Linked DNA regions of Homo sapiens: region 2 is linked to region 1. Evidence: read pairs that join two places in POLR2A ChIA-PET (ENCODE). Cell type or tissue: PC-9. All regions are shown on one strand.

Evidence for each region. ChIA-PET counts read pairs that join two places held together with the same protein. Peaks named below come from ENCODE experiments on the same cell type or tissue, not always from the same donor. Only the 100,000 strongest peaks of a DNase experiment are listed, where the experiment ranks them.
Region 2: POLR2A ChIA-PET joins it to region 1 with 13 read pairs; 1 of 35 experiments calls an interaction of 5 or more read pairs at or near these places.

The regions. Positions count from the first base shown.
Region 1 is chr2:209,366,761-209,371,760 of GRCh38, forward strand. No RefSeq gene overlaps it. Among named protein-coding and RNA genes, the nearest start is that of MAP2, 55 kb to the right of the region's middle. RefSeq lists an enhancer at 1,960-3,159. In PC-9, no CTCF peak of the experiment used is centred here; DNase peaks (open chromatin) are centred at 1,831 and 2,351; H3K4me3 peaks cover 641 bases; H3K27ac peaks cover 2,701 bases.
Region 2 is chr2:209,637,898-209,642,897 of GRCh38, forward strand. The region is part of intron 4 of MAP2 (microtubule associated protein 2); the gene reads left to right. Among named protein-coding and RNA genes, the nearest start is that of UNC80, 130 kb to the right of the region's middle. In PC-9, no CTCF peak of the experiment used is centred here; DNase peaks (open chromatin) are centred at 624, 2,654 and 4,774; H3K27ac peaks cover 3,612 bases.

The DNA of each region.
Region 1 (5,000 bases):
TCACACCTGTAATCCTAGCACTTTGGGAGGCTGTGGCGGATGGATCATGACGTTAGGCGTTCAAAACCAGCCTGGCCAAAATGGTGAAACCCTGTCTCTACTAAAAATACAAAGATTAGCAGCGTGTGGTGGCAGGCGCATGTAATCTCAGCTACTTGGGAGGCTGAGGCAGGAAAATTGCTTGAACCCAGGCAGCAGAGGTTGCAGTGAGCTGAGATCACATACCTGCACTCCAGCCTGGGAGATAGAGTGAGACTCCATCTCAAAAAAATAGATAAATAAATAAAGAGCTTTTACATTATTTTGTTTAGCACTGTTCTAATCCCACCACACTTTCCACAGCCCCATAAAAACACTCCTGTAACTGTACTAGTATCTTACACCTTTTCTAGAATGGTCTACCCACCTTCTTGCCTTTCTTCGTCAAACTTTTCCCATTCCCCAAAATGCAGTCCACATCTCTCCATTTACAGGAAGCATTACCTAACTATTTCAGCCATTATGAGTCACTCTCTTCTCTCAGTTTTCAGATTCTACCAAATTTACAAAACACTATTAAGAATTCAATCTTGTTTTGTATGTTTATTTTATCTCTACCACAAGAACATGTGCATCTTGAGTAGCAGAATCATATATAATAATTTCTTATGACCTCTCTTCCCACCTTCCTCACAGTAGTTAGCATTAAGAGCACATTGAAAACCTTTGTGTGCTTCAATATAAAATTTTTTAACTTAATTCTTTATGACTAATGTCAGCTGCTAGTAAGAAACCATAAATAACTAGCTTTAATAAGACAGAACTTCATTTCTCTGCATTTAATTTTAAAAGCTAAAGTAAAACAACCATGGTAGCAGTGGTGACTCCACTTGTCATCAAGGAACCAGTGCCTTATCCTTCTGATTCCCTACCCTTAGCAGATGACTTATATCCTCAAGGCTTCTTTGTGGTCCCAGGTAACAGCTAGAGTTATCCAGCTATTATATGCAGGAAGGAAGCAGAAAGGGAGCAGTGATGGACAGAAACTATGTACGGCAACTCTCTGCCCGACCCCTCTGAAAGGTATCTCAGACTTCCTCCCTAACAAATTCTGGTAGTATTTCTTTATTCTCCGCTAACTCCAAGAGTGGCTGGGAAATACAGTCTTTTAACTAGGCACTATAAAACCCAAAATTAAATCAGAAGTCATACTAAGGAAGAAAGTTTGAGTGAGTATCCGGTAGGCATTTCACAGTCTCTGCCACAGCATGTTCAATATTTTAATACATGTTTGGTGTCTTTTAACCTAAAGAGCATTGTGCATTGTGCCATATTTGAATTTAACAGAGCTAAATTCAGGCTCTAGCCTGAATTTATATCCCAGCTCCAGCTGTTACCAGTCATTTGAACTTGGGCAAGATATTTTTCCACTCCATATCTCAATTCCCCCATCTGCAAAGCGCGATAATAATAATACCTACATCATGAGTGCTTTTAAAGATTAAATGAGCTAATAAATGAAATCACCTGACTCCGTATCTGACTGCTCATGTTAGTATTTGCTATTATTGTCATGTGTGTTCTGTGAGGATAGGTCTAATTGCCGTTTTGAGTAGCAAGATCCAAATTTGGCTCCTCTAACACCTATGAGGAGCTTTTGTTCAGCATTTATAATGCCTTGCTTTTCTTCAAATTTCAGCATTGTTCTCATTCTTAAAGAATCTGGAAACAGAACTTGAGTATTATCATCACTCCCCTCTCTATCAATTGTTTGACAATGCGTCCTTTGAAGGAGCATTCCATAGGAGGACTAGCACCACAGCCTGTAAAGAGTTTGGACATCGGGTCTAGCCTGCCCTACCAGTGATTTATTGCATACCAAGACAGAAGTGCAAATAAAAGACTGCAGAAAAAGAGAGAGAGTAATGCCCAAATATAAGCTTTACTCCTGTGCAATTTTGCTTAGGACCAGTATTTCCATGCTTCAGTGGTCTATGGCTTAAAATACTTAATAAAGCTCTATTCAGCACCTGAATCTTGAATACCTATAAAAAAGAAATATTTCAATCTATTATGTAAAACATTATTTTTCCTGACAAGACTTCTTATGTATTTGAAACTGCCTTGCAAGCATTTAATAGTAAAGTTTTTTTTTCTCTTTTTGGTGTCTAAAAGAAGTTTCAAAGTTACAAATGATTTTTACTTGTTAATCATAATAAAGTGGTTTTAATTCTAACCACTGCAGCATTCTCTGTTCCTTCTCAGGATGACCTGGCATCACTAGCTGGTTATATTGCTCCTTATCTGATTGGAGCCTTGTCAGGAATGCTCACCTCTTAGAACTGCCAACTGAGGCGATGCCACGTCAGCTCATTGACTCACGGCATTGAAATGAAACTAACAACTGGGACTGAAACTACAGGTCCTGTGGACAATGGCATCACAGACACATGATCTAGAGCTATGGCTTCACGTTGATCACAAGTCGGAGCTGGAACATTTTCCTTGCATTTAAATTGCTGATGCATTTCTTTCTTGAATCAGGGAAATGACCCATATTTAAAGCATGTATTTCTGCAGTTTCTCTAGCCTCAACTATGAGTATAACATGGTATTGAAAACAGTATAGCTGTGTATTCCAGGCATGTTATTGCGACCATTATGGTAAACTTTTATTTTTTAAAAAACAAACATCAATTATCTTAGACTGTTGTAAAGACAAAGCAACTACACAGTAAAACAAAAATCTATGGACCTGTCCAACTGTTTTAAGAAGGGAAGAAGTCATGCTGAGAAGTATCACAAACAGAGAAGGCTGCTGATTCTTTTCTTCCTCCTCAAGGCATAGTCATTTAACAAGTGCAGCCCTGAATAATCTAACACCATCTCATACCAGCCCTATTGTTTGTTTAAAAATTGGGGCAAGATGCATCTCCATATTGTATTCCTTTATCCATTTCTACATTAAGAAGATGATAAAAATTCAGTATCACCATTTGAACCTAATTTATTTTAAATGATCTAACTAGTAATAAAAACTATACAATAATGACAAGTACAATATGATTTATGGCCCAAAAGCAGTTATCTGGCAGAATGCATTACTATGAAAGGATTTATGGTCTTTCTTGATGTTGTAAGAGTATGTCTGTCAAGCTGGAGGTTGCCAAAGGATGACATGGGTAGAGGTGATTTTCACTCAAAAGAGAGAGCAAAATGAGTTTAGGCATATGATAATTAGCTCAAAGTACTCTCAGCAGTGATCTTTGATTTAGATCTATCTCACCTTTGCTTATACACACATGATTAGAATCCTCACATTTAATGTCTACATATTCTATTTTACCCTTGTGATATTCTTTATCTGCCCCATTGCCTACCTTTTCAGACTTATAAGTCTATAACACACCAAGTGGGAGGGAGTCTTGGAGTTATCCAGGCCTACGCTCCAACACCTGTGAGAATGATGCCAATATTGAATTAATTTGTACAGAAAATATTACCTGCAAAGTGAAAAGTGGCATATTGTTATGGAAACACAAACAATGCACAATGTCTGGCACTGGTAAGTATTTAAAAACACATTTGGCTAGGCATGGTGGCTCACACCTGTAATCCCAGCACTTTGGGAGGACGAGGTGGGTGGATCACGAGGTCAGGGGATCATGACCATCCTGGCTAACATGGTGAAACCCTATCTCTACTAAAAATACAAAAAAAAAAAAAAATTAGCTGGGTATGGTGGCATGCGCCTGTAGTCCCAGCTACTTGGGAGGCTGAGGCAGGAGAATCGCTTGAACCCAGGAGGTGGAGGTTGCAGTAAGCTGAGATTGTGCCATTGCACTCCAGCCTGGGTGACAGAGCAAGACTCCATCTCAAAAAAAAAAAAAACAAAAAAAAAAAAAAAAAAAACTCGTGAATGAGAAACTGGACCATAACTCAAGGAATACAGGCTTGAATTGCAAAAGATCCAATTGTTAGCTGCATAAATGGGGATGTCCACTTACTATGATGGCAAAAGAATGTACTTCCCCAAAGTTTACCTAACAGACTATTTTCATGTGTAATGAGAGAAGAAACTCTGCATTATCAGATAACCAGTATCTTCCTGTCTTTCTGCAGAATATACCAACTGATGCTATGATGGTAGGTCCCTAGGAAGCCTGGGTAATCTGCTCCCAACACTTGAGTTGCATGCTTACCAGGTGCCCACTAATGAGTACATTATGGTGCTGGCTCTTGGCATTGTAAATATATATTTGAATTAATTATTATATACATTTATGGAAATAGGTATGTAGAAAAAAGAGTTGTTTCTATGAACACTCAGCTGGATCCTTTGAAAAGACTTCATAAATGTGAACCTATTTAAATTCATTTTCAAATCAGTCATCTTGAGAAAACTAAAAAATTGAGAGGGATCATAAAATATATAAAAGAAATTTGTGCTTTATTGGCTCCACAAGTATCTTTACAGTCTTGTTCTACTTTAAAGAAACTAAATGAGGAAGTTATATATAAGGAATTTCAGATGAAGTTTAGGCAAGAAGATGGAATAAAAGCAGGGCATTCAGAATTTTTAAAAAGGCCTTAGCACAATATTAAAATATTTAGAAATTAATGCTGATTTTTATAATCAATTTACATAAAAATGCAGTACATTAAGCATACATCATTTTTAAGTTTTCTATGTAAAGGACTTTTTATGATCCTTTTTTCAACTAACCAGCCCATCATTGGTCCAGATAGTGTCAGAAAACAGGGATTTATCTCAAACGTATTTTAAATAATTTTAAAGGTTGTAAAGTCTTATAGAAATTTAAAGTATATACACCTATATTTGTATTACCAAAAATTCACAGTCAGCAAATGTAGAAGTCACCATGAACCAAGGAAAAACTGATTAATGTACAGTTAATTCTGAAGTCAAGAAGATATATACTGTGGCTTGAAAAGAGTTGACATAAAACTTCAGTGCTCCCACATCGCACTTATTCTAAAATTGACCACATAATTGGAAG
Region 2 (5,000 bases), 270 kb after region 1:
TAGGTCCTATTTACCTAACTTGCATATGATGGGTCTATTTTTATATCTAAGTATTTTGCCTACAGGCCCACCACATAATATTGCCACATCTATTAAGACTTTTCCAAATAAGATTGGAATATTTGTCTTTGCAGAAAAATTAATTATTGTGGCAATTTAAGTACTTGAATATTTTTTCTAGCTCAATTTTTTAACGTCTCATAAATGTAAATGAATTGTATACATTTCAGGCCTGGAGGATTTAGCAAATGTATGTCCCATCATACCCCTCCAGAAGTTTGACAGAATACAAGTAGCATGCCATGGAAATCAACCTGATTCCTAGAATTCACTCTGGGGCACACTAAGATAAATCTACTCAAAGAGAGAAGTCAAACAGTATATGAAGGCTGATCCAGTTGGATCAAACTTGGGTTGCAAGGGAATTTCAGATGACAAGGATTCTCTGTATGCTTCCTTTTGGCCCAACTCAACTGATATCATGAATAAGGCTACTTTCAACTTAGAATTCCTCTGAATCACAATTACAGCTGCAGTGGGCACAGCACAACACAAGCAGCCTGCCCCAAATCCACCCCTAGAAAAAAAGAAAGAAGAGAAATGACTCTGCTTTATATGACTCATACGTTACTTATATATGACTAATATTTACCTTTCCCTGGAGAAAAACTAGTATTTAACATAATTAACTAGATCGTTGATGCTCCACAGATGTAGTAGGTTAGTATACTTTAAAATGCATGTAATACAAATGTTTTGCATCCATCCATTTTTCTTTTTAAATATGTATGACTCAGAAGGTTTTTACTCATGTAGTACCTATTTTATCCTCTATTATTGCATTTACTGTGTTATAATGTATGTTTTTTCAAACACATCTGCCTTTCTGAATACAGTGTAAGCAGTTTATGGTCAGAGTCTATATCTTAATCATCATCATTTTCCTAATGCCTAACAGCATTCCTGATATAAACCTGGTATTCAATCAATGATCATTGAATAAGATACTAGAAACCAACATAAATTAATCGATGGATTGATAATGATCTTAAAATTAAATGAAGGCCTGATACATGCTCATTAGAGATCATTATCAATCCATTAACTTATTTATTTTGCTTTCTAGTATATAATTCAGTAATCATTTATTGACTACCACCTTTATATCAGGCCCAGTGCTTTGGTCATTTAGGCTCTCTGTTGCTTAAGCAATCCTCCCACCTCAGCCTCTCAAAGTGCTGAGATTACAGGCATGAACCACCATGCCTGGCATCAGCACAAATTTTAATGAAAAGGAACTCTTCTGGACATCATATGTGACTGGACCACAAACTGAATTCAAAACATAATAATGTCAATACCCATCAAAATTGTATAAAACATGATATTTTATCATTCTTTTCAAAACATACATGTAAATAGATGATAGATAAATACTGTAATTCATGAAACAGTCTGTTAAGTTTATTAGACTGTATTAATTTGAGGATTAGGTTTTGTTTTAATTAATTAATTTTTTTGAACATAGAATCTAGCCCCTTGTTTCAGTCCCACTCACACTGCCATAGCTCAGGCCCAGTTCCTTTCAAACAACTGTCTCTGAGAAATGTTTCTATCCTTAGCCATGTCTTCTTCCAATTTACTTTCCATACCACTGCTGGATCAATCATCCTAAAAACCAAGCTCGAGTGTACCATTTTCTTTTCTCCATCTTTCATGGGCATCCATGGCCTTCAGGACAGAGTGCAGGCATGGCTCACCACATCCCTTTACAATTCTGCCATTGCCTGGCCATCGACCTCATTTCCACACTTCCCACTTCACTTCTGTTCCATAGTGAACAATTTTGTGCCTTACATGAGGTTTTTTTTTTTGGTTGTTAATGTTGTTCATTTATTTAGCGAGCATTTGTTGTGGAGCCTACTCTGTGCCACACACTGTACTTGGTGCTGGAGGTCAGAGATGAATTAAACACAGCCCTTCCTCCAGGAGCTCACAGCCTTGTGAGGGAGACATAGAGTAGAGAGGAACCTCTGACCCAGAGTGAGGGCTGGAGTTATGGAGATGCCAGAAGATGCTCATTTTGGTATCTTTCTAGAAAGTGTTGCCTAGCCCAAGTCTCAAAAACAAACAAAACAAAAACAAAAATGTAGGATTTGGTCATCTAGGCTCTTTCTTCCTAGAAAGCTTCTTGTCCTTTCTTTGACTACCTCCTACTTGTCCTTTAAACCCTCTTCCAGGCAGTGTTGATTGGCTTCCTAGTGTGGCAAGAGATGTTGACGTACCTCCACAACTTCCCGTCCTTATCACCATCACAGCATGTACCACACTGTATTATTGTTATTGGTTTGTCTGTCACCTCCTTCAACATGAGGGCTATATATTTTTTTCTAGTATTCCCAGTGTGTTCCTACTACTTGATACACAGAAGCCTGTCCATTAATTTTTTAAATACAGTTAAAAAATAATTAATTGCTTAATGCATTAAAATTTGTAATCTTAGAGTTGGACAACATCTTAGTAGTCATACATTCCAGCCTCCCATCAGTCAAAACCAGAATTGATTCTATAATGTTCATAACAGGATGGTCATTCAGGTTTTGCTTGCTTGAACACGTTCACTGATAAGGAATGCAATCAGGTTCAAAGAAATGCAAAAAAAAAAAAATACTATGACTATGCTGTAAATCTGTTTACACTTATATTTGGAATGTGATTTTAATTTGAACACGTTAGAGACAGAGCTTTAGTCAGATGGCTTGCATTTGTGGAGAAACAATTGTTCATCAGAAGATAAAGGGACTGAGCAGATCCCATAAAGAGAAGGGCACACAACAAATGGTATCCTGCTTATAATTCTCCAGGACTTTATTCTTCCTCTGTCTTAAATAGCCAAAAAGCCGATCCCACTCATAGAAAACTATCAAGCATCTAATTTTTGAATTTATGTTCTAATACATTCTCCAGTTTCAATTATCTATTCTTTTTTTTTTTTTTGTCTTTTCATGACTGCCATTTCTTCTCCAACTTTTAGAGTTTTGTTTTCTCTTAATTTTAATTCTAGCATCTTCTTCCATGATGTATAATATGGCCTCCAAGTTTACCTGGATCATGGCCCTGTTACAATACCAGAAAATCTCTAAAGCATCTAGTCCTCAAGTACTGATTGTTATTTTTAGATTGTTGTTAATCCCAGCCAGTGGCTTCTTCATAATGTGGCTCTCAGGTATCTCAAACCCAAGGATCTTCACTCTGTGGTGGTGCAAATACTTATGGCCTAAATTCTGCTTTGTAATGTCTGCAATTCTAGCCAATATTCTTCAGAGTTGTGTCCAAAGAAGATTTACTTTTATGGTATTTTGTTAAGTGAACCTGGACCAAGTCTGACAGGTCTTGAATCAGATTCCACACTGGAAAAAGTTTAAAACAAAATACATTATTTATCCAAATCCAAATTATAATTTTCCTCTTAAGCTTTTTATCCTGATATTTAAATGTATGCTTATGTAAGAAAAATTTTTATTAAAATTATGATTAGAATTTTTTCTCCTTATAAAGAAAAATTCTAATGTAGGGGTCAAAGTTTATTTGTTCAATGGCTCCATAGTTAGTTACATACTTATGAAACTAACACTCTGGTTTAGCATCATGTCCAAGTTTACGTATCTAGTAAGCGGTAGACCCAGGATTCACCCCTATTTTTCTGATTGAAAATCTGTTACTTATTCCACAATATCTCCAGTACCTAAATGCAAGTCCTTAATTCCTTAATTAAATATCACTGGTAGGGGTGGGGGGACTTAAAAAAAAGAAAAAAAAATTACTGGTAGAGACTAAAGCTCTAAAGCATTTTAAATATTGTTTATATCTAATATACAGGAGCTATTTATTAGTCCTCTGATATAATAAAAAATAGGCTCAGAAATAGTATACAGCTGTGAAGCATAAGTTGTATATCATGGTCACATAAAGACAATTGCCCAGTTTCATATGGTAGGTTGTTACCAATCGAGCAGGTTTACAAAGTTAGTGTTGTTATCTGGAGTGGATTCTCTTTTTAGCTCTAACCCTATTCCACCAGTCTCACTGCTTTGTGAAACAGCAAGCAATGGAACGGATGTTGGGATTTGACTTCTCCTTCCAGATCTCTCTGGAAGTGTCTAATTTGGTTAAATAATTGTATCTATTCTTGGTTTTTCAGTGTGGGTCAAACCATGTACTGAATCCTATTGCTGAAAATTTTCAAATAAAAACCATAAAATGGGCTGGGCACAGTGGCTCATGCCTGTAATCCCAGTGTTTTGGAAGGCTGAGGCAGAGGAATTGCTTGAGGCCAGGATTCCAGGCAACATAACAAGACCCATCTCTTGGTGGTGGATGGGGGGGATTAGCTGGCTATAGTGATGTGCACTTATAATCTTAGCTACTCAGGAGGCTGAGGCTTGCTTGAGCCCAGGTGTTTGAGACTGCAGCGAGCTATGATTGTGTCTCCGCATTCCAGCCTGAGTGACAGTGTGAGACCCTGTCTTTGAAAAAAAAAAAAAAGAAAGAAAAAGAAGAAAACACAAAATAATAACAAGTAGTAGGTAACATTTCTTAAGCCCTTCCAACTTGTCTGAACTTATACTTTATTTGTACTATCTATTTCTAGCAATAACCTAATGTTATCTGTGCCTATGATCATTTGAAATTACGTGTTATGCACCCACCAGCTCTCTTCTTTCTAATTGTTTATTAGTCATGGTATGTGATGAAGAATGATGAGTCATCCTTATAGGTATTTTACAATCAGCCTGAAATAAAGCAGGGAAGATATGAAACAAATATCTGGATTTTCAGCATATCTTTTTCATGTTATCAAGAACCTTTTCCTCTGTTTTTCTTAGAAGACAAAGAGGGAGAATATAGAGTTGCAGGCAGCTTATTAACAAATGTTTAAGCTTAGAACTTCTCAGCATTTATAAGCAAAAATATGGATTCTGCATAAACTTCTAATACCA